2 separate regions of the Homo sapiens genome follow, and region 1 is linked to region 2. A link is a loop called in an ENCODE intact Hi-C map of the cell type or tissue named here. Cell type or tissue: A673. All regions are shown on one strand. Each heading gives the region's core, and the rest is flanking DNA. Links, peaks and the distances in the headings are about the cores only.

Region 1 (11,809 bases), core at 1,307-9,306, 51 kb before region 2:
GGTTCTGGGAGGGCCCACCCTTGTCACCACCCTGTGGTGCCCCAGGGGTAATCGGCCAACTGAAGGAATGTAAGATCTATATAATAAAATCTTAATTCCACAGAAGTATGATTCCAGCCACAAAATTTAAGCTCTCTGTAGACACTAAACACTCTACATTTCCATAAGTCCCACCACCAAAGGAGGAGAAAAGAGCATTTATATTCTCTCTAACACTGCGCTATCCCCTCAGCCTACTCCCAACCAAGAATCTTGAGCAAAATTCTTTGCTCCACTTCAGAGGAGGAAAGTGGGAAATGTTTTTTCCTGTGTGCAGAGACTACTACAAAGAGGGAGGGGCTCCTGTTCGGGCCCATTTAAACTAATTTTCCATCTGCTCCCAATCCAGGTTTTTCCAGTTTTACCTCTTTATTGGGATATTGTTGAATGGAAGCACATAATTACCATTATTTTATTTTTTATAAATGGGCTTCTACAAACAAAAACACAGGATTAGTCTATTATTAGCATGAAAACCTGTGCCGTGGCTTCTCTGAGTTCTACCTGGGGACCAGCACACCCCCACTGTCTTCCAGCGAGCAGAACAAATCAAAGAGGATTTCCAGAGACAGCAATAACTTTACATTCCACCCACTGCTCTCCCTGGGGCAGCAAATCTTCACTGTGAAATCTGCAATTCCAGGAGAGCAGAAAGCAATCTATCTCCCTCCAAAAACAAGTTGCCATTTCAGGGAACTGGACACATTTTCACTCCTAATGGTAGGTCTCCTTGGATTACTATGGTCTGCCATGAGCCTGGGAATTGTAAGACAAAAACAGAGGAAGGAAGGAAGGAAGGAAGGAAGGAAGGAAGGGAGGGAGGGAGGGAGGGAGGGAGGGAGGGAGGGAGGGAGGGAGGGAGGGAGGGAAAAAGAATGCAAAGTTGAAATATAGCAAGAACCCATTACTCTATGAGTCCAGTGCGCTACAGGCTGGGTTCCATCTCACACACACACACAGTGATGTCCCAATGTAAGGAATCCCAGCTAGTGGGCTCCCCAACTGAATTCTACCTCTCAGAAGGGAGCTGGATAGGACAAAATTTCTATCTGAAAGGTCAGAGCAGGATTAGGAGGAGAAACCAAGAACACAGACTTAGCCCATTTCAACTAGCACAGAAGGACCCAGAATGCCAGGTATGATAGCACCTAACAAATATTTACTAAGCACCCACTAAGTGCCCAGCACTGTTGAAAGAGATCAAGGGAACAGGGAGATGGTTGGTGCTGACGTAAGTTTGTAAGAAGTGAGCAATCACCAGGCAGCAAAGGTGTTGGGGGTCCGCGCTGGTCATAGAGAAAGGACAAGGAGCAGAAGACTGGCCGATCCCAATGCCACAGCAGGCCCTATGGTCACAGGTGACACCTCTTCCTTGTCCCCTCAGTACAACAGTGTATAAGCCTTTACTGTCCTACAATTCTTCTTTTTGTTACACAGTGGCTTTCAACCCTGGCTGCACATCAGAATTATCTAAGGAAGTTATTAAAATCCTGTTGCCCAAAACCCACCCCAGACTAATGAAATCAGACTCCGTGGGGGTGGCACCTAGGCTTCAGTAGTTCTTAAAACTCCCCCGGTGGTCCCAGTGTGGGGCCAAGATTGAAAACCATTGCATGGAGGTAATTGTCCTAATTACCTCTCCAGCTTTTCTCTGCCTCTACATTCCTCTTATCTAAGCTGTTATATTGCCTTTTTATTTTTAGTTTGTTCTACTTTGTCCTTTCAGTAGATAATTCTATAATACTCCATTAAACCTTTTTTCATGCTTTAACTTTGTTTTTTCTCATTTAATTTTCATCGCCCACTCTACTTACTCCCTCTTCCCATTATGTTTGTTTTGTTTTGTGTTTTCTTTAATTCAGCATCAACATTTGCAGGGCACTTGATATGGACAGAGTACGGCAGCAGGCATTTAACTGCTGCTAAAAATTATATTTAACGCAGTAATATTTTGTGTTAGATCCTGTGCCGTGGCTACAGGCTCTTGTCTTATGGAAGATTGGCACTTTGGCTTCTTCCTTGGAAGTAGCTGCATTGCTGTATAAATTTAAGATCCAAAATAAGTATATTACAATAAAAAATAAAAGAAGCATCCACAAATATGAGGGAAAGAAGCATTAACAGCAGTCTGAAGCTAAATATCAACATCACCCCTGCCAAGCTCTTGGCCTCATTGTAGGTGGAAGACGCTGCCATGTGCAACAAAAAGAGAAAGGGCCCAGGCTGCATGCACAACTAACGAGGCTGTTCCCTGAGGAAAGGGCATTTGCTGATTTAGACTCATTTCCTCAAGGTCCTCAAGCAAGCCCAAGAGTACATAGGCCAGTCGCTGAGACACTGAAAGTTGAGATGTGGAAGAAAGGGCCAACAGACTGTCCCAGAAGCAGAATGCTTCAGTCCTCCAGGGAAGCTTTGGGGGAGATCTGCCCTCGTGTCCTCCTACAGCTCAGCTGAGAGCAGCCCTGGAGCCTCAGAACCACAGGCCCTGTAGTTCCCTGGGTCTGGCAAACCCCTGGGAGAACAAATCACTGTCCTCCCCACAGAGCCAGCCCAGCACTGAGAACACCATACAAGCCAGAGGATGCTTGCCAAATAGATGCATGAACGAACGAATGAATGAATGAATGACTCCTCTGATGAAGTTGTCCCAGGGAGAGTTTGTGGGAATACTGAAAAGGAGGGTGGTCCCCAAGCTGGTACCCCAGTCCTTGATACTCTGATGTGGCTTTTTAATTTCTCTGTCTTCCTTTTACCTTGATGTATTTATTCTCTATCAATCTATTTGTTTATTTATTTATTTACTTTAGGAATCAAGCCAGACACCTTGTTGGAGCAACAAGAGCTAGAGATATTTGTTCCTTTTAGAAGAAGCAAAATTTTCCAGTGCCAACTGACAGGGAAGAAGATGAATAATTACACTATGTCCTGGTAAAGAGGACCCGAGACGGCTTCCTGATTTTCGTACATCAACAAGGAGACGTCTATGACCCTGGTCTCCAGCACACCTTTCTTGGTAGAGTTGAGAATTCAACCAGCCAGTTCTTCCTGGAGATTCTCAGAGCCACATTGAGAGAGCAGAGGACTTACAAGTGCTGCCCTATCCATGGTGACTCCCCTTGGCCTCTAGGTAAGTCACACACTGAAGCCTGCCCCTCCCACCTTCCACCCTGGTCAGCTAATCTAGGTTAGTGCAGGTCTAACCTAGATTACAAGGCGTGCTCGTGTGCATAATTTCATGACCACCAACAACCACATGGGGCAACGTTATCCCCATTTTATTGTCCAGGAAACCGAGGCCTGGTGTGGTAAGTGACTTGCAAGTAAGAGGAGGAGTGAGATATAAACCCAGATTCCTGAATCTAAATTCAGTGGTCTGTACTGCAGCATAGCTGCCGCCTCTTGAGAACTAGAGTGGGCAGTGTGGAAGTGGGAATTCCCAAGTTCCCAGGCCTCTTCCAGCTCAGTCTTCTATGTAAAATTTTTCTTTTCCAGGCTTGTCTGAGCAGAGGTAGAGTGACCCTGCCGCCTGTTCCTCAACAGTCTGTGCAAATTCAAAGAAATAGAGTGTGAATTCAAGGAACTCATTTGAAGAACAGGAAAAGCAACTCTCTCCTTGAGGTTATCGGGGAAATGAAGGTTGAAACATGGATCAGAAGACTTGCTGAGGTCCCTTCCACCCTCAGCTCTTCCATTCTGTTCCCAAATGAGGCCCAAAACACAGCTTTCTCCATCACTCTTTAATCTGTTGGTTGATTTGTCTGGTGCACCCAACCAGCACTGTGGCCCTGAAAATAAAATGTTAATTACATCAATCTTACAGCCATCCATCGCTAGCCATCTGATGCTGATAGAAAGGCAGGAAGCACTCGTGGCAGTTTGCATATCAGGGTCAGCAGTTCCTTTCTTAACCCTCCTCTGTCTGGCAAGGCTAAGGGAGCAGACGTTCCTGTAATGACCTGGCCTGTCTTTAGAGCTGCAGCCCTAAGAGCTGGTTTTCTTCCTGTGGCTATGGTCTTGGCACTGAGCTCCTTCCTGCTCTTCTTTTGCTCTTGTGTGTAGCGGACCACAACATGCTTTCAGATCAGACATCCTGTGGGCAGAAGAAATTATTTCACTTCAATAAGAATTTTTGAAGACCAGTATGGGTTCAACGGGTGCTTTTGGGAGATTACACCAGAGATAAGAACAGACTAAATCACACGCGTGAGGCAGCATTTACAAATCATACAACACAATATGCAATAGCAGCTTCTGAGTTTCTGCAGAGGAAAGGCTAAGGACAGCAACCTGGTTGGAAGATGCCTCAGGAACTTGCCTTGAGGCTGTATTTTCATAGCACATAAGATTGGGAAAGACATCAAAGAATGGGAAACCTTCCATTCTGGAGAGATGGAGATTATGGGGGAGAATGGATAAAGCCCCCAAAAACACTCTTGCCTCTCCTACTAACTGTTCAAGTCTCAGGTATCATTATTTGTATGACAAAGAGAAAATTAACATCGTTAAGCAATGAGCCAAGTGTTTACAAGTATAATTTCATTTATTTCTCACAGAAATCCTATGAGTTATCTTCTCCCATTTTACGGAGTATAAAAAAATTAGTTTTTTCTAGAAATCACATGAAGGGACAGACATCCCCTTGGCAGGACCAAGGAAGCTGTGGCCTAATTGCTGGCCTTGACACGAAGGAATGACTGAGCACAAAGAACACAGCCTACACAGGGCCGGAGGAGGGTTGGGTCTGAGGGCAGAGCCCTGGTGGATGTTTCTGCCTTCCACCTGGGCACCCTGAGACAGGCTGTGTTTTTGTTGAAGTTCCATCTTGTCCTGCCACAGGCCCAGGCCAAGCTGACTGCTCCTGACCTGGTGAAGCACTAGCCACACTCTGCCCCAAGCTCCCGCCGCATCATCACCTGTCCTCTCCTGTACTGTCTTCTACCTCTGGCTTTGATTTATTGTTCATACCAGCTTTCTCTCTTAGTCAGGCCTAGAGGAAGGTTGTTTTTGGCCATTAGCAATAAATTCTTAAAATTCCCTCTAACCGGTGGAAGATATAAATCACAGTCATAAACATAATACACATTCTTGGGACTTTTCAAAATGACTTCCTGAATAATTTGAGATAGTTCAACAATAATTTTCTAGAAAGACAGGCTTATTTGAGCCCTGCTAACTACTCTTTTGATATTAATACAGCTTTAAACCCTCTATACTTCTTTCTGCCTCAAGGCTTTTTTAATACATGTCCTCATTTGTTACATAGAATGTTATTTCCCCACCCATGCCCCATACCTGTTTCAGGCAGGGTCCAAGCAGGAGACAGGGCACTCTCGGAGTGATTAGAGAGAGTTTAATGAAAGGGACTTTTACAAAGCTGTGGACAGGTGTTATGGATTGAAATGTGTCCCCCAAGGGACACATTAACTCTCAGTACCTTAGAATGTGATCTTATTTGGAAATAGGGTCACTGCAGATGTAGTTACCTTAAATGAGTTCATACTGGAGTATGGTGGGCCCCTAATGCAATATGACTGGCATTCTATATGACAGCCAAGTGAAGACAAAGACACGCAGGGAGAGAAAACCATGAGACAGTGCAGGCGGAGACTGGAGTGATACAGGTGCGAGCCAAGCCAAAGACCATCAGAGTTTCCAGCAAACCACCAAAATCTAGGAAGAGGTGAGGAAGGATTCCCCTACAGGTTTCAGAGGGTGCATGGCCCTGCTGACACCTTGATTTCAAACTTTCAGCTTCCAGAACTGTGAAACAATACGTTTATATTGTTTTAACTACCCAGTTTGTGGTACTTTGTTAAGGCAGCTACAGGAAATTAATACAGAAGGGTTATGGGAAACCAAAAAGAAGGTGGTGAAACACCCAGGGCTGGCAACAAAGAACCGCTGCCATGCCAGGCCTGAAGCGTGTAGGGGAGGAGCCTTTACTGAAACCTGCAGCTGTGGAAGAGGAGTTATAGCTTCCAGTGAAGGAAGGCACTCTCCTCCTTCCCTCCAGTCTCCTGAAGGTGTCTCCATTGGCCAAACCAAATGGGATGGAGAGCCGGTGGATGCTGCCAATTAAGGTCAGGCTCAGAGTAAGAAGTAGAGTGGATGTGCAGAGGCAAACAGACTCAGTCTCAACTGCAATGCCACTTCCTCTTCAGGGAAGCCTTCCCTGACCTCCTGACCAAACCTGGCCTCTGTAACATGCTCCCATAGTCCTTCTGCTTCTGCAGAATATTTATAGCTGCAATGGAGGGATAAATTATGCAAATTATTAAGTGATGACTGGCTCTCATGCTAGAACATAAGCTCCATGAAAGAAAACACTGTGTCTGCCATTCATCAATGGCAGACCCTGAATCCTCAGGGCCTGGCATATAGTAAGAATGACTAGGTTTTATAGGATGTGCCAAGAACTAAGCAGCCTGATAGAAAAAGGTCAAGTATTTAAGTCCAAACAGATTGACCTTGGCAACTTTCAAAGAGCTATAGACAGCAGACAGCATTATGTTCTGCTGGGGGACAGGGTTGCTGATGATATAATGTGTAACATCAAAGAATGTGACCACCTTGAATACTTGCTAATAGTCCTCCAAGAGCAGTAGGCAGGATGGGCAGTTGTGCAAAGTGAGGCGAGGCAGAGGTGGGTGGGGAGAGCAACTACTATGGGGTCAAGAAACTTCATCTGCTCCTATCTGAATTTTTTTCAGGGCAGTCTGTTCCCAGTCACACTGGGGAACTTAAGAAAGCTTAGATGAGTCTTTCCTCCACTAACCTGGGAATGTAAGTCCTGCATCCACCCTCCAATATGGAAGCCACCTTTGCTCTTGCCTTTTTGCTTACCAGGTGACTCTCTTCCCAGCTTCTGCTGCACTCTCTAGTTCTCATTATTAATTTACCTGTTTGATTTCAAAATTTCAAAGATTGACCTTTAAACTCAAAAGTGGAGGTCCCAAAAATCCTAACCTCCCCTCTTTTGAAGTCCATGTAAATTTAGCCCGTCATAAGTTGAGATGTAGTGGTGGTTTCTAAGTTTTTTACAATGTTTGGCTTTGTGTAATTTAACACAGGTAACCTAAGAACCCTTCAGAAAAGAAGCTAGATGAGCTCAATAAAGATCAGGAAACTCTGGCTCACATTTGGAAGACCATGTTTCATTGGATTGCTCTTTAACACATGGGTAAATCACCCTTATCCAACTTTGCCTAGAGGGAGTTTGCAGTGAACACAACAATCATTACAACATCTTCAGTCTTTGTGCACATGCTGTTGATCTCCTCATTTGGTGGTTCTTTTGATTACAGCTGTAAATGCCAATAATTCTTCTTGGTATGAACTATGAACATCACCACATAGTGTCTAACATGTACATCTAACCTGAAACTGGAACAACAATATCAAATTTAACGTCTAGGGAAGGAAGCAGAAACCCTGTCACCAATTAAATAAGCTGCCTTAATCTCCTCTCAGTTGGCCTAACTTACCTGAACCGTACTATTGGTCTTGAAGGTGGCACTGTCATCCCATTAGCAGGCAGCAGGCCCTGCGAGCCTCCTGTGATCAGCTAGATTTCTCTGGGGAATGAAACAGCTGCTGATAGGGACTGACTTCCTCAGTCACAAGTGTTTCACAAGTGTGTTGGTTCAGAGGAGGGACCAGGCAGAAGGTGGTTGAGAGGCAGAGCTGCCCCTGAGTGAGCCATGCAGAGGATCTCCTCCCTCATCCATCTCTCTCTCTTCTGGGCAGGTAAGGCAGACCCCAGAACTTGGGCCAAGCAAGACTCAGCAGCAAAGAAACATCAAGGCTCACAGGACCTTGTACTCATGGACTGTGCTCCTTACTCAATGACCTCAGCCCCCAGCCCTCACTGAGCCCCTCTCTTGTGTCTTTTCTCTCAGGAGTCATGTCAGCCATTGAGTTGGTGCCTGAACACCAAACAGTGCCTGTGTCAATAGGGGTCCCTGCCACCCTCAGGTGCTCCATGAAAGGAGAAGCGATCGGTAACTACTATATCAACTGGTACAGGAAGACCCAAGGTAACACAATGACTTTCATATACCGAGAAAAGGACATCTATGGCCCTGGTTTCAAAGACAATTTCCAAGGTGACATTGATATTGCAAAGAACCTGGCTGTACTTAAGATACTTGCACCATCAGAGAGAGATGAAGGGTCTTACTACTGTGCCTGTGACACCCACCCTGCTGCAGCTCTACTTCTGAGCAGCTCAAAAACCACTGACCAGGCGCGGTGGCTCACACCTGTAATCCCAGCACTTTGGGAGGCCGAGGTGGGTGGATCACGAGGTCAGGAGATCGAGACCATCCTGGCTAATACGGTGAAACCCCGTCCCTACTAAAAATACAAAAAAAAAAAATTAGCTGGTCGTGGTGGCGGGCACCTGCAGTCCGAGCTACTCAGGAGGCTGAGGCAGGAGAATAGCGTGAACATGGGAGGCGGAGCTTGCAGTGAGCCGAGGTCATGCCACTGCACTCCAGCCTGGGAGACAGAGCAAGAGTCCATCTCAAAAAAAAAAAAAAAAGAACATTGCCATCCATGTAGAGCAGCAATTCCAACAAGATCGTGATTTTCTCTTGAATAAATAATTTAGGAAATAGGGACCAGAGAAAGCTAGTGTTTCTACCTTTCTTTCAGGCTCAGCCACTCAGCTTGCCCGTGCCCTCCCATGGTGCTCAGATAGGCAGCCCCCAGTGGGACAGAAGAGAGGAGAGATGGAGCCAAAGGAATGAACTGTAGCATCTACTGTGACAGTTTTCTTGGAGGCTCATAAAAGGTATGACCACAGAGCCACAGTGCTTAGAGTATAGCATAGATTAAGGAGGCACCTTACAATTTACAACTATGGGTGACATCCAGTTTTTCCCCAGCCACATGCCTCTGAATTTACATGTTCTAGAGGAAAAGGACTGGCAGTGGGGGGAGGCTCCTCTCCCTCCTTCAGATCAAATATGTACACTACCTGTCATTTTGCCCAACATGGAAGGAAAGGCTACATCTCTAGCATCTCTAGCATGCTCTGTTGTTTTGATGATTACTGACTGGATATTTTGTTTTGCTTTGTTTTGTTTTCTTCATGAGACGGGGTCTTGCTGTGTCCCCCAGGCTAGAGTGCAGTGGCGTGATCATAGCTCACTGCAGCCTCACACTCCTGGGCCCAAGCTGGATATGGTGTTTTGCTCTCCCTTTCTTCTCTATCTCTTTACTTCCACATGTGCTAGAAACAAAACGTTGAAAAATTGCTTCCACTGGCACTTCCTTATCCTTCTTTGGACAGCTCAATTTAACACTGCACTTTTATCTTGAACAATGTGTTTTTCCAGATTTAGATGATTGACGGGGCTCTCTACTCCAAGGCTGAACCTGTGGCAGAAATCAGCCTTCCTTCTGTCCTCATCTAGAAAATCTACCACTTACCTTGTTAAATAACCTCATAAGAACTTGTGGTGATAGACATGGTCAGTGACTTGATTGCGGTGATAGTTTCACAGATGTACAGGCATATCAAACTCATCAGATTAGACACTCTAAATGTGTACAGTTTATTTCACATCAAGTATACCTCAATACACTTGTAAAAATATTTGTTTAAACCCAAAATGGATTTTTTAGGCTTCTTTGGACTACTTCAGGCAACGTCTACACAAAATGTTCTTCAACAAACCCCTCTAGTCAAATATCCTCTAGTCAAATATCTTCCACAGAAGTACAAAGAGGCTGACAGGGCTTGCCACACCTTATTTGGTTTCAGTCAGGGCTTTTCACTGTTTTGCCAAGTGTCTTCCCAATCCTCTCTCCTCTCATGATTCTGCCTGACCTTTCATATATATAATACATGTTATATATATATGTTATAATGTGTCGTTGTTCCATGCATTTTAGTCATGACTGCCCCCATGAGCTCTTATCATTTATCTCCCCAAATAGCTATATTCTAAACCTTCAGAAAATCTCTCTTCTCTACTCTTCATCCCAAACTCACTCACTTTGACCTGATGCATGATCCCAACATAGGCCTGGAACCTGCCTTCTACCTTTCTGCCCCACCCCATTGGGCAACTTCTTTGGTTGAACGGTCTGCAAGGCCCTGGATACTGGCTCTGCCCTTGGACAAAATCGGGTTCCCAAATCCCCATCCAGATACAGCACTCTGAGCTCCACGATCTTGGAAGGGGTTTGGACCCAGCCTTCCCCAGATGTATTTAAACAGAGGGCCTGTCATGATTCATCAAGCCCACTGCCTGCCACTCAGATCTAATTCTCCTTCTTTGAACAAATGATAGGCAAGAAGGTGGAGTGCATCTCCAACATGGAGAGGATACAATTATTCTCCTAGTTTGAAATCATGATTTGGAAAAAGAATGACATCTGGAAAACTGGTTATGCAGATGTCAAAGTTGTGGAGCCATGGTTTTATAACGCCTGCAAGATGGATTCCTAGTAAGACCCCAAGTGACTCCCTCTAACAGAGACTGGGAAGAGTGTCTCTAAGGAGAAGGAGGGGAAAAAATATCTGGACAAATCCATAAGACTGTATGTCTTCCGTATTAATAACTAATATCTGTTGAGTGCTTACTATGTGCCAGGCAGCATTCTAAGCACTTAACGTGTGTTATATGATTAATCTTCACAACAACCTTAGTATTTACTTTCTATTCTTGTCCTCATTTTACAAATGAGAACCCCAAGGCACAGAAAACCTAAAATACTTGCCCAAAGTAGCATAGCTAGTAAGGGAGGGTGACAGATTTCAGACTCTTGATGCTGCACCAGAGGACACAGCATGTAATTTGGGGAGATGGGGGACCCATAGAGAAAGCCACCTTCAGGATGTGTCAGAACCAAGGGACAACAGGGGCTGTGCCCTCACCACCAAACCTGTTCCAATTGATACTCCCGTGACCATCTGTCAAAAAACTGGGACAACAGAACAATGGTCCCAAATGACCTCTCAAGTGTTTTCTAACTGAGATTTTGTGATCCTGACACAAGCTTCACACTGTCTTCTAAAATCATCTGCATCTCTTCATCTGTGAAATGGGGATAATAAGAGTTCTACCTTCACTGTGTTATAAAATATATAATTATAGAAAGTAAATAAATTGCATAGCTTATAGTAGCTATTTAATAAATGTTACCTATTATAAGAAAAAGCAAACTGCAAGGAAGAATAATTGAGAAGAAAGTGAACTAAATTACTGAGCACCAACGAAATGCAGCCACTTTACAGGTATGGACTCACTTATCCTATGACAACTCAGTGAGGTCATTATCATCCTTTCTGTTTTGCAAGTGAGGATACTGAGACTCAGACAGGCTGGACAGCTTGCTTACAGAAGCAGAGCCAGGATCCGGATCTGACTTGAAGCCTGATTGTCCTGGCTGGGATACTGGGCTGGGAGCTGCGGAATGTCCTAAAGAAATACCTTACCTATAGCAACATCTCATGTAAAGGATGGCTGGGAACAGGTATGTGAAGTCTGGTCATCTTTGCTCATGCAAAGATTGCTCTTGACTCCTTGGCCAGTTTCCAGAAGAAGGGATAGTAGGAGGTCTTCAACTCCTTCCCCCTGCCTCCTCTCCCCTGCTTTAAAACACCAATTGTAATTTCAGCTTCCAGGTTGTTCTCCCGAGATGGCTCACTCCCCTGACTGAAGGAAGACAGCTACTCCCCAGCCCACTGCCACTCACACTCCTGAGCACCACCCCTAGGTCAGCAGCTTTTCTCCCAGGGTACACCATGAGAAACATG
Region 2 (11,470 bases), core at 1,792-9,791:
GGACACAGGCAGTGTGGCTGGGTAAAAAGAGAGCTATACTAAGAGTCAGAAGATCTGGGTTTTATCCTGATTTTGACACTAACTTACATGTTACCTTAGCCAGGTTTCTTCATCTCTCTGGGCCTGGGTTTTTGCATCTGCAAAACAAATGAGTTAAAAAAAATAATAACCAAAGGAGAACAAAAGAGTCTCATGACTTGTGCCAACACTGATAGCTGAACTAGCTGAGCTATTGCCATGTGTACATGGAAAGTGAGCCACAATAGATTAGTGATGTCTGCAATGGTACAGTATAGCAAGTACCGGCCAACCCCAGACTACATGACCCCTACGATTCCTTCTAGCACTGGCAGTCTATTCTATAACAACTTTCTTCACTGCAGGCTGACTGGCATGAGGAAGCTACACTCCTGAAGAAACCAAAGGCTTACAAAAATGCATCTCCTTGGCTTCTGACTTCTTTGTGATTCAAGTTGACCTGTCATAGCCTTGTTAAAATGGCTGCTAGCCAAACCACTTTTTCTTCAAAGACAACAAACCCAGCTCATCCTCCAGCTTGATGGGAAGACAAAAGTCCTGGGGAAGGGGGGTTTATGTCCTAACTGCTTTGTATGCTGTTTTATAAAGGGATAGAAGGATATAAAAAGATATAGGACTCTTTTTTTACTCCTACAAGTGATACACTTTGAAAATGATGTTTTGTTCCTTTTGACTTTCTTTACCTTTTGAAGTAGAAAGTGGGAACCAACAGGTTCACAGCTTCATTCCTCATGAGGCAAATAGGCCTTGGGAGAAGAAGAGCGGGTGCCCTTTTATCTAAACATGGAAGGCTCTGCTCAACTGAGCACTAGATTTGCTACAAACCAGCATCATCTTCTTCCTCCTGTCCTCACGGCTTGTCCCACCCTCTATGTTCACTTCAGGAGCCACACTAGAGATTCTGCATGGCGTGGAGGAGGACAAAGTTTCAGCACTTTCTGCCTCTCCTAATACTTTACAAATGAGATTACATTTGAATTTGCTAATACTTTATGAGCAGGCAATGAGGTTTCCAAAATCTCATCTAAATACTCTCCAATCTATTAGCAAAAATCAGAGTAAAATACAGAGGAAAGGCACTGCTTTCTGTTAATTGATTTAACATGCATGAATTAGCTCCCTCTGAGTTCCAGGCACTATGCTGAGAGTACAAAGAAGACACAAGTCTGCTTTCAAGCAACTCACTGTGAAAGTGTTTTTGAAGGGAGGAACAGAAATGAGACCCCTATCTTTCCCTATAAAAACAACATTTTTACTGTCTTTTGCCTGCCAATCTGTATTTGAAACCATTGGACACTGATTCTCTGGCCTGGGACTTTGGCATTGATGGTTTTCTGCCTTTCTTCTCAGCCTCTGCCTCTATTGCATTTATTAAACTGCATTGTGTGCACCTCGCCTCTGGCTTTACTCTTTGCAGATCACCACAGGGGGAAACTCAGCTCTGTGAGCTCACTATTAGTCAGCCAAAAGCCAAATTGAACTTATGGGTCACACTGCACTTTCCTGAGCCCCAAGCCTACAGAGGCCCTGCCTTGGAGACCCAGCCTCGGGTTTCCTGCTGCCTCTGCTGATGCCGCTGTTACAGCAAGAGCAACAGCAGCACCTGCAGCGTGGCCAGTGACCTCTGCTACTGCCACCCAGGAAGGCCACAGCCTTTTCCAGGAGCACTGCTCAGGTGCAGAGCCCTAGCAACCCATTATTGTGGTTCTCTCAGCACCTATGTGGAGCATCAAGTCGGGGGTTATGAGGTTACAAGTGAAAGAGTGACTGTCGCCAACAACTCCACTTGCCATCCCCGACAGCAAACTCCCCCATCATGTCTACTACACCTTGTATGTGTAAGGAATGCTGATTTCCAAAACATTCACGAGTTACCTTGTGTAATATTAGGGTGTTTCCTCTGAAGTTGTTAGGAACAAAAAGATCATATTCTCATTTTTCAGATAAAACAAAAATGCCCTCTCCTCAAAAAAGTATGTATCATGTCCAGAGTCATTCAGTGAGGCAGGGATATTGCTGGGAGCAGAACCAAGGTCTCAAGATTTTCAGCCCAAAGTTCCTGCTATAAGAACATACTGCATCCCCAAATGAGGACAAGATGTCAAAGTGAGTATCAGCTAGAATGAACTTCAGGATTGTCCCATATTTAGCATATAAATGAGCCACCCTCTAGCCCACTATGCCAGAAACAAAAAAAATCCTGGCATATCACAGGACCATGAATTTCCCACACCAAAAGGAGCCTCCAGGGAAGATTTAAGGCAAGAGCCAGGAGGGATTATGGCTGCCTTCTGATCTGGGGCCATGATATGTGAACTGTGAGATGGACATGTGTCACACTCAGTAGGCATTAGAACAGAAGCCCCAGAAAGCCAAGCCACATGCCCAAGGTCTTTGGCTCCCTCATCCCCTGTTCTTTCCATTGTTCTATACAGTGGCTACTCTTGTCCACTGTTTCTGAAGAGCACATAAACTGCTGCCCAAACCACTCACTGATAGAGCCACCTAGGGTACAGCTGCAGAAGAGAGCCCTGGAAGTGTAACGCTGCATCTCTGGGCCTGTCATTATCCAGGTATACGACTTTGAGAATGTCCACCATGTCTCTGGACTGCAGTGTAGTTTCTATAAAATAACATGTAAGGCCTCTTCTATTTCTAAGATTATATCTAATAACTCTAATAGTTCTATTAAGGCAGATAATTCAAGAGAAGAGGAAGGAGGGACTGATTCCCAGGGACTGAGGGTGTGTATCTATTTCAACATCACATAGTCAGTTTGCCCCAGAGGAAATTTTCTCTGCCGGAGACACCACTGAGCTTCAAACTCAGGGACTTGGCAGCTGGAATTCTGGAAGTCACAACTTTCCAGGAGTGCCTCAGTGCTCTGCAGTGAAAAAAAAGAAAATGTTCTCCAAATAAAATAAGTAAAATGGAGGTGTCAAAGAACATCAAGGAGAAGGTGGCTGGATATAAAAAGATGCGGGAAAAAAAAAGTAAATTGGTGAAAAGTCTTTTAAGTAAATAACTTTGTGTCTAACTTAATTTTTTTTTTTTTTTTGAGACAGAATCTCGCTCTGTCACCCAGGCTGGAATGCAGTGGCACCACCTCGGCTCACTGCAACCTCTGCCTCCTGGGTTCAAGCGATTCTTGTGCCTCAGCCTCCCGAGTAGCCGGGACTACGGGCGCGAGCCACCACGCCCGGCTAATTCTTGTATTTTTAGTAGAGACGGGTCTTCGCCATGTTGGCCAAGCTGGTCTTGAACTCCTGGCCTCAAGTGATCTGCCCGCCTCAGCCTCCCAAAGTGTTGCAATTATTGGCATGAGCCACCACATCTGGCCCTAATTTAATTCTGCAATGAAAACAGATCAATTCATAATAATGGATAAATGGTGGTGGTGACTAAAATAAAGACACGGCTGACGGCCTCGCCTTAGATGGGCCCTTTACCTGCACCTGAACCTGCATCCTGAAACACTCACAGAAAATGCAGCACAGGCTTGTCAAGCCCCTTTCTGTATCGGGACGACCAGGGCACCAGGGGCACGAAGACAGCGCTCTGTAAACATGCAGTTCTCCTTTGCCTACCAGGAGTCATTCAGGTGGCAAGGGCCCCGTGAGTCAGAAGTGGGGAGATACTCTGCTTCTCTGAAGCCAGGGTGCTCCCCTGGATCTGACCAGGCCATTTATTTCTCAGAAGACACTTTAGGTCACTTCTAAAGGCCAGGCTGGAACCCAAAATGGCTAAGAGAAGGATGCCAAGTCCCAGACATGACCTGCCCTAAGAGGCAGCTCTGCTGAGCTGTGCCCCAGGAGTTTGTGTTATGACTTCCTGGGCACCTGCATCATAGTGCTAAAGGCACAGTAGTAAGTGGCACTGTCTTCAGTCCTTACTGGAGAGATCACCAAGTGAAAGGCTTTCTGGGTCAGAATGTGTTTCACAGAAAACCGTCCTTGAGTAAAATCTGCACCTTCTGATCTGCTGTTATCCCCATAAAAGACAAACTGAAAGGAATAATCTGGCCTTATCCGGTACCAGAATAAATCTGGATTTGAATATACAGTGTCGTAAGTGCAGAGCAGTACCACCTCACTGCCACTCGCCACCGTCTGGTCCGGGGAACTCTGGGTTACTTTGTCACACAGCGTGCCCCTGTCTGGGAAAAAGACAATGAGGAAATAGTGAATTCTGCACCCCCCAGACAGTGAGTACAGCACATGCCTAGCCCAGAAGAACTCAATGAGCAGAGGCAAGAGAAGGACACAGAAATAAAGCCAAAGGCAGCAAATAACCAAAAACCAAGAGTGCAAGAGAAAAAGCCTTCAAGAGTCAGAGAAGGAGAAATGGGGTTATAGAGCAAGTGGAATGTAAACAAATGAAACTACTTACAGAAAAACAAAAAGCTAAAGCCCACAGTAAGAATCATCTTTTCTTCATATCAGGGCAGAGGATATACAACAAAACAGGGTTCCTAAGATCTCAGAGACTATCTGACGGTTCTAATGAAAGAAGACGGGAGGAAAACAAGAGGAGACTGGCAGCGCTGACGGTCATGTGACTGATTCAGCTGTGACTTCTAGAGGCAAATGCGCTCAGCCAAGGAAACTGCTATTGCTATTATGATTTTGGCCCCAATCCATCTTGAACTAACACATATGACAATGAAAAATGGATTACTTTTAAAAAAGAAAAGAAAAGAAAAACAAAGGAAGGGAGAGAGAGAGGAAGTGAGGGAGGAAAGAAAACTGCAAGACTAATGATGGCGTTCTTGGATATCCAACTGCTACAAAAGTAGTTCACTCTCCATTTCTGTATCCTCTGGTCACAGACTGGTGTACTAGTCCATTAATCACATGTCGTACTTTGAGTGACACTGTCTCATAGCATCTAGCACGGCTCCACACACTTTGTTCTATTCAATAAATGGAATAAGTGAAAGAGTACCTTGGACAACTCCCTTACTCCTCTGTGTAAAGAGGAAGGAAAGGGGGTTGGACCAGATTCTTTCTAAAATCTGTCCTAGACCTGAATTCCAGAAATCTTTGATTTCAGATGCTTGAGGGAGTGTCCTGATCCTAAGTGCTTCTTGCACTTCACCAGCTTGACTTTCCATCTCTCACTGGGCCCACTGCAGCACACACTTGGCTCCAGCTGGAAAATCCTGAACAGAGCTTCCCGGCAGGTGAACTGCCATAAGTGGGTTATAAGCTTGCTGAGATAGTGTTCAGAGTGCCCATGTACCTGGGGTGGCTGGAGCCCCTGAGCCAGCCCCTCCCAGTCAGGAGCACTACAAATACAGTTTTCCATGTAAGCCATCAATATGACAACAGTTGGGAGGCACTGCTGTGAAAAACAGAACACTGACTAACTCACTCCCCAAAATGCAGGAGTGTTCCTAGGAGTATTTCTAGAAGGTCCTTCATTTCCCTTTTTCCCTACATCCACTTCATCAGTAAGACCTGTCAGTTCTACCATGAAAATATATCTCCAATCCATCTACTTCTTCCATCTCCACTGCAACCACCTTCTATAAACACCATCATCTCTTACAGGGACTGCTTCAATAACCCACTAACTGGCCCCCTTGCTTCTGCTCTTGTCCCTGGACAATCCATTCTCCAGTTCTTCATAAAATGTACATCAGATGATGACAGCTGGACCTCCTTCCCAGGCCTGTAACATCTGCAAACGATCTGGCCCTTGCTTCCTCCCCAGCCTCACCTCACATCTGCTCCTTCTCTTTCTTCCCTTCAGCTGCAGTGGCCTTCCTTCTCGTCCTTTCTATGTCTCTCTTTTCTAGCTACCTGAAACTCTGTCTCCAATTTTTCACAGTTCTCAGCTCCAACTAAATTAGTCACCCATGCCACCCATAACCAACCTCAATTACATCTCTGTTCTTATTTTCCCTCACATCACTATCTGAAATCATCAGATTCATACATGTTTATTTTATGTCTCTCCCATCTCACCTCTCCCCTACACACACACACACACACACACACACACACACACACACACACACACACACACACGATAATATAAACTATATGAGGGCAGGGAGCTTATCTTTTCACTGATATGTCTCCAGCCCCTGGGCTTGTGTTGACCGCATCACAGACAATCAGTAAATATCTGTGTAAAAAAAAGGAATGCAATTTCTTCACTTAAAAACTCACCATTCACCTAGATTTAGGAAATAAAAATACAAGACACCCAGTTAAATGTGCATTTCAAATAAACAACAAAAATTTCAGTAATACGGGTAGCTGGGACATGCCATATTTGGAACACATTTATACTAAAAAAGTATTCATTGTTTATCTGAAATTCAAATTCCACTGGGCATCCTGTGTTTTATCTGGCAATGCTAGGCATGCAGAATACCAAAAGTAAGCACCAGGCAGGCCAGAGTCCCACCATGAGCATCTTCAGGGCCCCTGGATGTGGAAGAGGGATGTTGAGGGCCCAGGGGCTGCCTTGCCGGTGCATTGGCTGCCCAGGCCTGCACTGCCGCCTGCCGGCAGGGGTCCAGTCCACGAGACCCAGCTCCCTGCTGGCGGAAGTCCATTTCAGAGCTTCCGGTTCTCCCAAGTCCAAGGATTATGCTCACTCCCCACCCACAGTCTCTTAGTGTCTGTCCCTGCTCTAAAGATGTTGTCTGGGCTTGATATTAATATGAGAGCTGACTGTTCCCTTCCTGATCTAGACCATAACCATCTTCAAGTTAAATTGCTCCTCCTCTTCTAACTGCCCAACCTCACCCACGTCTGACCATACCCAAGCACAGAGAAGTGGGTTTAATGGACCTTCACACAGAAGGACACATCCTCTCCTATAATGCTTTACATGGAAGGTTCAGACATAACCTGAGTCCTGCTTGGGGTAGCATCATCATGACTCTCTTGCCCTGGTGTCCTTGCAATATTCCTTGAAAGGCATCCCTCCCCCAAGGAAGGGCAGGCACTGAGCACAGCAATGCAGTATAATGGCTAAGAGTGGGATCCCGGAGCCAGCCTGCTTGGGTTCACATCAGCTCCGGCTTTTACCAGTTGTGTGACCTTAAGCATGCCCTAACTCTCCAAGTCTCAATTGCTCCATCTGCAAAATGGAGATAGTAATAGCTTTTCTCACAGGACTATTGGAAAATTTAGTGAGGTCACACATGCAATACACCCAGCAGATAAATGATCTATGAATGTCAGGTATTGCTGTTGCATATTTAATTTAAATGTTGCCATTTTTATTAAATAGACATATGAATAGAGTTCCTAAGAGTGTTACTCTCATCAATGCTGCTCAGGGAAAAGATGCTGAGTAAATCTAAATTTTAAAGTTGCAAAATCTAGCAAAAGATTGTTGATATGTTGTATCAATCAATGGTTAAAAAAAAAAGACTGACATCTTTAATTTGCTTTCAGTGCTGCAAGCATGTCCTAGAGCTCCGTGATCCCCTGAGACCTGTGATCCTCTGAGACATGAGCCAGCTGTGCTCTCCCCAAGTCCCTAAGAGCATTAGGAGCATGAGAAGTGAGCATTCCAGCCCCTTGTTCTTATGTCTTCCAAACATTGTAACAGGCTTGTTCATGAGAGGCCACAATGCATGATCAAGTGACCCCACCACTGAGGAATAGGAGAAAGCCTCAAGATTCAGTGGCCCACTAAGGACGTATTGCCCTAAGTTTCTCCAACCCATCTTCCTATTGGCATCTGGAGACTATGCCTCTTCCCAAGGTGCTGAGGGTGCTGCAGACCCCACTTGCCCTGCAGGCCCCACCCGCCCACCAGCGAAGAAGGGCTGCCTTTCATTAGCCCAAAACTGCCACTCAAGAGGGGTCCTCAGACAAGGTGGGAGCCAAGAGATTTGGCGAACGTCACCCTTGTCCCACAGCTTGGATCTTGATCACTCATATCACTCAGAAGAGGGACTTTTCTCTCTTGTTTCCTTTGAGGTGGGCGGCTTTGTTTTTGACATTGTAGCGCCCTCTGCTGCTACTAATTATCGCATCTCCATAAATAGGTCATACTGGAGGTTGATAGAAAATAGATCAGGGAAGGAAAACATTCTTTGTTCACAATTCAAGTCAAAGCTGCTGCTTCTGTCTCCATTCCCTTTTCAACTCTGAGACTGGCAGCTGCTTCTCTGTTGGCCCAAAGGGACTATCCTCCACCAGTCACCCAAAGAGGACTGTCTTTAAGGATATGAGATAGCACCCTAAGAGGATAAATGGACATTTTCTTGTCTACAAAAAGCCTAATGCAACAGTAGAGGACATAGGGAAATTTCTTTGGATGGATAGAGACAAGTGCATCTCTTTCTTACGAAAGAATAGAAATGTGATTAAAAAGGAAAAGCCTAGAAACATCTGAACGTGTGGAAATGGGGGTGAGTGGGCTAGAGAAAGGATTTCTGCATCACTTTCTTCCTGTAGCAATTCCATCCGAGATCCCTGGGACAGACCTGGCCTGATGAATAGCAGGAAGCACACCAGGGAGGGACAAGGTCCTGCAGACAACCTTCACCACCAGGCTGGGACAGCGCCATGGGGACCCAGGGCCTCTGCTTTGGGGAAAGACCTTGCTGAGGGCCCCATGGGCAAGAACAAGTGTGAAGAACCCTACTATGGTTTTTTGCCCAATGCCCTCCACAAAGCCAGCGTTTGAAGGAAAACTGTGAGGAAGAAGGGACACTCCATGGTGTTGTTGTTGCCACCGCTGGAGCAGCCTGTAGCAAGAACAGTCTTGGTCCAACCAGGTCAGTGATACTTTTTATGATGGGGCTGTGTGGGACCTGACCTGACTCTTGCTAACCAGATTTCTAAAGCCATCTGCAGGGTCTTTTCTCCTATTATTCCCCAGGGCAGGGAGGGCAAACAGATTATATCTCCATTATCAAGAGCTAACAATTGGTAGAGACTATGCGGAGCATGCTGGTAAGAAAGATTCTGAGGCCACATCTATACTCAGAGGAAGAGAGTGATGTGTTTATTAGCAATATTTACCAAGGGAGCAGAAGCAGGAGGCAACCCCACACCATTTTGTATTTCCCATTCCTGCTCTCGATGTCATTCCCTGAAATGAGTCCTGCAGAGAAAGAATAATCAGAGCCAATTCTCCATTGGATTGTCCTTTTGGTAAAGGGCAAATTTTTCCATTTCTGTCTTTTCCATGGACCATTTCCCCTGCTATCAATTGCTGTTGCCTGCAGCCTAAGAAATAAAATTTTTAAATAAATGAGAACGTTCTATAATTCTCTCTAAAATCATAAACAATGTGTCAAGGCCAAACACTTCCCTGGTGTGATTTATTCCTATGTGGACTCATCCTTGTATAATTAGCAGGAATAATCACACCCTGAGCCAGCTGGCAGAGCCCCTGGGGACAGAGACCACCCAAAGAAGGTCCTTGTTCTCCTGAGTCACATAAAGGGAGTCACACAAGGCGGGAGTGGAACTCAGGTGTCCGGAGTTCTAGTCCCAGCTCTGCTTCTACCTATCTACATGACCTTGAGCAAATTTATCCCGCAGAGCTTCAGCATTTTCATCTCTAAAATGAGGGCATTGGCCCAGGCAGCTGTTAAATTTCCTTCCAAGTCTCACATTCTAGGATGCTAATGTGTAAAATTATAGAACTGACCCAAGAGTTATTAGTTCATATCCCCCTGTGCATGTTGCTTGAACTCCTCATTGCCCAGCAGGAGGAAAAGGGAAAACATGTTTCTTCATTGGGGGGTAGCATAATTTCCTGGTTGACTATGTGTGACTCATCAGAGCCTGGCGGTCCAAGCCCATATGCCATTTGAAATCCGGTTATTATTACATCTGGGAGAGAGAAAAGTGCTGAAAACAGCCTTTGGGACACTATCGATTTGGCCAAAAAAAAAAGAAGAAGAAGAAGAAGGCTCTGTCTAGTGTGATAACATTTTGTTATCTTATTCATTGTCTTCATCCCTGAAATACACTCTGCTCTCTCCTATCTCTGCTCTGAAAGGCAGAAAGAGGGCAGCCCTCTCCAAGGCAAAATGGGGCTCCTGTGGGGAACAGAGGGGTGCCTCTGTCAACAAAGGTGATGCCACATCCCTTTCAACCATGCTGACACCTCTGGTTTTTGTAAAGGTGCCCACTCCTGTGGGTACCGGGTTAATAGGAAACTGACATTTGGAGCCAACACTAGAGGAATCATGAAACTCAGCAAGTAATATTTGGCAGAATTTTTTTTTCTATCTGAAAATTATCAGTGAGAGATTCTAATGTGCCTTAACAAACAGGAACAAAAGATGAGTGTTTAATACAATTCAATTTAACAAATATTTATTAAGAGCCTACAGTTATTCCCATGGATCATCTGAGTCAGTTTCCGAGGAAACATTATCGTTGCCTTAAGGGAGCTGGGGGGTTGTCAACGGGCCAGAGGTGGGATGAAAAATGACAACAGATTTACCTCTGGGACCGGGACATGGTTAACCACAGCGGCCCTGGGTAAGTAGCTTAGCTTCAGAAGAAAATGTGCCCAACAGCATGGGTAACCTAAAACACCGGGCAATCCAAATATTCTTTTATGATTGGCTTTAGCATGTATTTTATTCTTTTGTAGGGCAGGTTTATCTCACCAATTATATATTTTCTTAACTGACCTGTAAAATCTACAGGGGAAAAGTATTTTAAGAATTATATGTTTCTGCAATTAGGCTCCCAGCAGTCAACAAAGAAGTGGTACTTTTTGTCTTTCCAGTGATGAAAAAGGGAACCTGGCATCCCTGGTGGCCCACCAGCGTCTCCTTCCCTGGCCTAGGTCAGAACAAGCCGTAAATCAGCAGGCCGTTATCTTCTTATAAATCTGTAGAGCAGGGTGGACAACAAAAGGCAGCCTGCTAGGTTTTCAGAACATGAGTTCCTTGTGTAGCCAGAGAACCTGGGACCATCCTGACGTGGCTGGTCCTGCTGTCCTCACAGCCTGAATCCCAGGCTGTATGAATAGGAGAGGTTCAAGTCCAGATGACTGTTCACGATGCTGGTCCCCCTTGCATCCCTAATCATGCTAGAGACATGACCAGGGTCTGAGAGGAGGAAGTTACAGCACAGCACCAACAGGGGCTTTTGGTAAAGGGCCTGGGCACTATGTGAAGATCACCTAGATGCTCAACTTTGGGAAGGGGACTGAGTTAATTGTGAGCCTGGGTGAGTACCTCAACTCCAGAGGTAGCTTTAGCGGAACCCCTCTATACCTAACACCTGGCAATCAGAGGGCTGAAACACTTGGCCAGATAATGAATTCTCTTATCCGGTGGGAAAAGGCTGTAAAGATCAAACCACCTTTCCTATGGGTAAGCAAGAGTCTGTAGTTTATGTAAAGGCAGCAGCTCCTGTGGGAAGGAAGGAAACAGGAAATTTACATTTGGAATGGGGACGCAAGTGAGAGTGAAGCTATCTTTAAA

What was found. Peaks named below come from ENCODE experiments on the same cell type or tissue, not always from the same donor. Only the 100,000 strongest peaks of a DNase experiment are listed, where the experiment ranks them.
Region 1: a loop joins it to region 2, with 3 times the contacts of the local background. A loop is called at or near these places in 8 of 110 quality-filtered maps.

What each region holds. Positions count from the first base shown.
Region 1 is chr14:22,414,807-22,426,615 of GRCh38, forward strand. The region is part of intron 2 of TRD-AS1 (TRD antisense RNA 1); the gene reads right to left. It also overlaps TRA, TRD and TRDV2. Among named protein-coding and RNA genes, the nearest start is that of TRD-AS1, 62 kb to the right of the region's middle. In A673, for the core only: a CTCF peak has its summit at 6,046; DNase peaks (open chromatin) are centred at 1,575, 2,365 and 6,035; H3K27ac peaks cover 6,365 bases.
Region 2 is chr14:22,465,150-22,476,619 of GRCh38, forward strand. The region is part of intron 2 of TRD-AS1 (TRD antisense RNA 1); the gene reads right to left. It also overlaps TRA, TRD, TRDC, TRDV3, TRAJ61 and the pseudogene TRAJ60, and 1 more gene. Among named protein-coding and RNA genes, the nearest start is that of TRD-AS1, 12 kb to the right of the region's middle. RefSeq lists enhancers at 6,044-6,545, 6,430-6,724, 6,546-7,045. In A673, for the core only: CTCF peaks have their summits at 6,568 (motif pointing left), 8,025 (motif pointing left) and 8,226; DNase peaks (open chromatin) are centred at 6,612, 7,522, 8,002 and 9,762; H3K4me3 peaks cover 739 bases; H3K27ac peaks cover 4,915 bases.